Linked DNA regions of Homo sapiens: region 2 is linked to region 1. The links are chromatin loops, found by intact Hi-C in ENCODE. Cell type or tissue: mammary epithelial cell. All regions are shown on one strand.

Evidence for each region. A loop is a pair of places that touch in the nucleus more often than their neighbours do. Peaks named below come from ENCODE experiments on the same cell type or tissue, not always from the same donor. Only the 100,000 strongest peaks of a DNase experiment are listed, where the experiment ranks them.
Region 2: a loop joins it to region 1, with 3 times the contacts of the local background. A loop is called at or near these places in 26 of 110 quality-filtered maps.

The regions. Positions count from the first base shown.
Region 1 is chr15:81,109,926-81,112,425 of GRCh38, reverse strand. It overlaps a transcript of CFAP161 not described here. Among named protein-coding and RNA genes, the nearest start is that of CFAP161, 23 kb to the left of the region's middle. RefSeq lists an enhancer at 662-821. In mammary epithelial cell, no CTCF peak of the experiment used is centred here; DNase peaks (open chromatin) are centred at 715 and 1,195; H3K27ac peaks cover 1,601 bases.
Region 2 is chr15:81,399,452-81,401,951 of GRCh38, reverse strand. All of the region lies in intron 6 of TMC3-AS1 (TMC3 antisense RNA 1), which reads right to left. Among named protein-coding and RNA genes, the nearest start is that of TMC3, 26 kb to the right of the region's middle. In mammary epithelial cell, a CTCF peak has its summit at 1,104 (motif pointing right); no DNase peak of the experiment used is centred here.

The DNA.
Region 1 (2,500 bases):
TGGGAAAATTTAATTGGAGCCTTTCATTACTTGTAAAACATCTGGCAGGAAAGAAAAGTGAAAGAAAAACTTGGGAATAATCATTTTTAGAAAAGAGAAGTGGGACAAAATTCAGATATTAGGAAAGATAAATACAGGCTATTGTCTTACTTTCCATAGTTCGGAAAGTTTAAAAGTTCTTGTTGGATGACAAATGTAAGTCATCACAGTGTAGTAAAGAAAAAAAAAAAACAGATTGAAGCTCCTTTCACTCGGCTTGCGCAAGTATTTTTGTCTCTGAGCCTCAGCATCTTCATCATTAAAAACAGATTAAAGATATTACTGGTAACTCTCGGGAAAGTATTTCCAAAATAATCTGCAATATGTTAATAGGTGTGAAAGGGGAAAGGGTTCTATGGTCAAATAAATTTGAGAAATGCTGAGTTAAATAGGTTTCTTGATTGCAGATCTTCTCAGATCCTTGAATTAATGGCCTGCACTATAAATCTACAAAATGGCAATAATCCATACAACACTTCCTAAGCTAATTTCAACATCAAATCCTTTTCTTTAGAATCACCTTTTAAAACTGCTATTTAAGGAACAATGACTCAGAGACTTTTTGAAACTTAAATGACATAATAATAGAAATGATGAATAGGATTTGGACATGCAGATGCAAGAACAGAGGTAAGCACTTTCCAGGCAGAGGAAGGAGGATGAGGCCAAGCACAGAAGCAAGAAAGCAAGGGCCAGGAGGGACACAGGGTGATGAGAGGCAGAGGGGAGATGATGGGAAAGTACCTTCAGCATCGAGGCAAGAGTTGGTGGTTTTCTTCTGCAAGTAGTGGAGAGCCCCTGAAACTTTCAGAAGAGGAAATTGACAAGGGACAGAGAGTAGAGCTTTCGGAAGGTTGCTGGGGCTACAGGCCATTGCCTGGATTTAAAGCAGACAGGCCAGGGTAGGGGGTCAGGAAGCCTAGTTAAAGATAGCCCCAGGAGAGGTGATGCCGTGTGCTGACTTAAGCAGTGGCAGCGGGGATAAGGAGGTGGAACTAAATAAGAAAAGAATCAAAAGTGATATTGTCAGGTCTTGGAAAAATGACACTGCAATGGGCAAATCCTTTCAATTGTTCATTCAACCAAAATTCACTGTGCGTCAAGCACTGTGCTCAGCCTTCTGGATGCAGTGGGAAATAAGATACTCATGGTCCCCGCCTTTGTGGAGAGTCAGAAGGAGAAGACTGTTCTGAACAAGTAGTTACATGTGTAAGGTGTGTTGCCGAAGGGTCAGTACAGGGAGGATTTCTCTGAAAGGAATTCAGCAATGTTTTCCCACTAAATAACAGTCCTTTGAAAAAGCAGACAGGATATTGAAAATAATCCAGTTTAACAGAACTACATAATCATTTTTTAATAGCTCATCTGATCAAAGGCACGTATTCCTATTCTCTGCAAAGAACATAGAGTGATGTCTCTACATAGAAAGGGTCTCCTAGTCTTTTTTGTCTCCATCTATTTTTGCCTTCAGCTTCTAGCAGACCCCTGGGGGAAAGAATATCACACCAACAATGCACCTTTGCTTCTCCGCAGCCCAGCATGGCCACCAGAGCCCAGCATTCGTCCCCAGGAACAGGACTATGAGCCTAAGGTCTTGCATCCCCTTTTTAGTGCCCTTGATCATCTGGTGGTCAGTCTCCAGTCCCCTTCCACCGAAGCTGACCACTTGGGTAATATGCCTGCTTATACTATGAAATCCTGAGAGCGGAAGAGATTTCTTACTATTTACTTTCTCCACTGGCTTCTAAAAAGGGAAACCCTTTTGTAGTTAACACTCTGGTGGGTATGGGAATGCCGGCATGGACCCAGAGTAGTGTTTAGTCTCAGTCTGCCTAAGAGAGTGAAAAGAAATGAAGTTTCCCATCTGTGGTGATGCATTCTCCAGAAGCACCCAGAGGCAAGGGTGACCAGGAGAACAGCACCCTCCTGGAAATTCACAGATATCCTGGGGAGGGTTTCAGACTTCTAAGTGGCATAAAGGGGATGGAGGGAGTGGGGGGCTTCAAGTCATTTATTCTAGATATCAAAAAACATAGAGACCTTTAACTGATATTTTCGTTATAGGAGGATGCTGTCCTTCAAAATCACCAGAAAATTTTTTAAATTTTTGCCCCCTTTTAAGCAGGGGAGACTTCTTTTAAACAAAAGCAAGACAGAATTCAATTACATAAAACAAATATGAGAGGTCTTCAAAAAGTTCATGGAAGACACATCTTATGAAAAAACTATACATGGATTTAAAAAAATTTTGCACCAAAACAAACTCACACTAACCTGTACTGAATGTCTGAACAGGATCTATTTTGAGGCACTAAGAAGGATAAGACATCAGTTTGCAAAGATCTCGTATCAGAGCTACATGGATTCTGCTAAAATTGGACCAAGAACAAACATCAAATTTATGCAGAAATTTGGGTGGAAAAATGGTGAAATCACTGATGCTTTATGAAAGTTTATGGTA
Region 2 (2,500 bases), 290 kb before region 1:
TTCCCCACAATGATATCCTCAGGCTATTCCATTTAAAACATTTTCCTTAGAGTCAACATACTTCTGGAACAATGTACAGTGAATTTAATTTTATTAGCAAAATAATAAAACAAAGCATATTCTGGACAATAATCAATACTCTGAAATTATATTACTTTAGTTAGTTTTCCCTTTTAAATTATTTTTTCCACTTCAATTTAAAAAATGTCTCCAAGTAATTCATGCGCATAATTTAAAAAGTCAAATAGAACCACAAGGCTTACAAGCAAACAAACAAACAAAAAGGGCTGTAATCTTTTGGCCTTCTTTTTGCTACCTCCAGAATAGCTGATATGAAAACTTTTTCCACAACTACGGGGGTGGAGGGTAGAGGCTCCTGAGCTGGTCTGAATTTGTTCAAGTGCCCTTTCCTGAGCAGATCACTGAAGTCAGGGGGATGATAACAGTTATGAGCTTTTGCCAGTTGGAGCCCCTGGAACTGGAGAAAAGTCAGTCTCTATCACACCTCACAGCTGCTACCAACGATCTCACCAATGATAGTGGTGGAAGGGGCGCTGGACAGACTACTGTGTTCCTGGAAACACTTTCCCCAGCCCCCTTCACTTTCTCCCAGTGGTAGACTAATAATGGTCTCCAAAGATATCCAGATCCTAATCTCTGGAAACTGCGGATGTTATATGGTAAAAGTGATTAAATTAAAAATTCTTGAGATGGGAGTATTCTGGATCACCTAGGTGTCCTTATAAGAGTGAGGCAGAGAGAGATTTGACAGATAAGAATGAGGCAATGTGAGGGCTGAAGCAAGATGCTACATTGCTGGCTTTGAAGAAGGAGGAAGGGGCCACAAGCCAAGGAATGCAAGTCTGGAAAAGATAAGACAGGCCCTCTCTTTAGTAAAAGAATGAATAAATATATTTGCACAGTTCGTTGTCCAAGTTTAAATTCCTTTCCAAATGGCTGCGAATGAACCTGTCCTGCTGCATTTGCATTAAGAAGATGTGTTTCTGTTTCTCACAGAAGCTATTGACCTAATCTACGCTGCTCCACTAAATTGACTTGGATCTTGACGTTCATAATGTTGAGTGACTGCAGAACTTAATTTAGCCACAAGATGGAGACTTCATCCTAGTCCTGGAAAACATCTCAGCACCTGGGGTTTCTGTAAGTAAAATTCCAGAATGAAATACCTTAATTAATTTATCGTCCAGCCTCTGATCCCACGTACAAGATGAAGAACCTGAGTTCCAGAGAGATCACAGAATTAGTTTTCAAAGGAGTCAAATCTAGAAGTTTGTTTCCTAATTCCCATTCTGATGTTCTTCAGCAAGCATCACTTTTGCTTCCTATGTCTTTTTCTGATATGCTATTTCTCTTATTTTCTGAGAATTACACTTACTCATGTAAAGGGTTTTTTTTTTTGTTTTCTTCTCTCCCTGTTGCTATGTTTCAGGCAGATAACTTATTTAAAATCATTTCACATTGCTGTCTACATTGGCCTACGCATTGCTAACCTCAGGAGAAAACTCAATTCAAACTAAATAATATCCACCTGTAGCTACCACAAAATGTTCAGCTGGGGCCTTGGGGTGTTTGGGTGAATCAAACATGGTCTTCACCTTCCAGGAGCTCTAAGTTAAATGGATGAGGAAGAGAAGCAAATGAGATGATTGCCTTAAGAGAGGTATACTACTCTTTCTATTAGCAGAGAAGAGGAGGGTATCCCATCCAACTGGAAACCGGAGATCCTTGGGAAGGAGATGACGTTTAGGATAGACCATGAAGGTCAGATGAGATAGTATAAGCCATAAATAGGGTAAAGGAGTATGTAGATGACAGACAGCTTGGACAAATTATGCAGCCAGGAAAGGAAGCAGAAATTTGGGAAGTAGGAATTCTGTTAATCAGGATATGCTCTGTTCTGCAGTTGTAACAGATTACTCCAAATGGTCAGTGGCTTAACAAAGGCTTATTTGTTACACATGGTCATGTCTAACAAGTGTCGGCAGAGCTTTATTCCATACAGTCACTCAGGGACCCAGGCTGAGTAGGAACCATCATCCTGAAACTCCATTATCTGGCTCACACAACTTAAGTTGCCATAGTAGAGGAAAGAAAACTAAAATATTGTTCATAAATTTTTCACTGCTTCTGTCAGAAGGGGCATGTATCACTCGCACACATATATTATTGGCCAGAACTTGTCGCATGGCTCTAACTCAACACAAGCCTGGACTATTTGGTGCATGTTACTTTCTCTGCCACAAGAGTATTCCAAAATTGACTGTAATTCAGAATATTTATAAGGCAGGAGCTTGGATCTTAACGTAGAAAGCCTTTCAAGTTTTGGTGAAAGGCTAACAATTTGCCCCAACTCTGAGAGTATCAGAACTCTGTTTTAATATAAAGAACATTACATGTTTACCAATGAGCCAAGCTTTCCCAAAAGTCAAGTAGAGGGAGCAAAGCTTTGCTATTACTGTGCATAAGATTTTTTATTAAT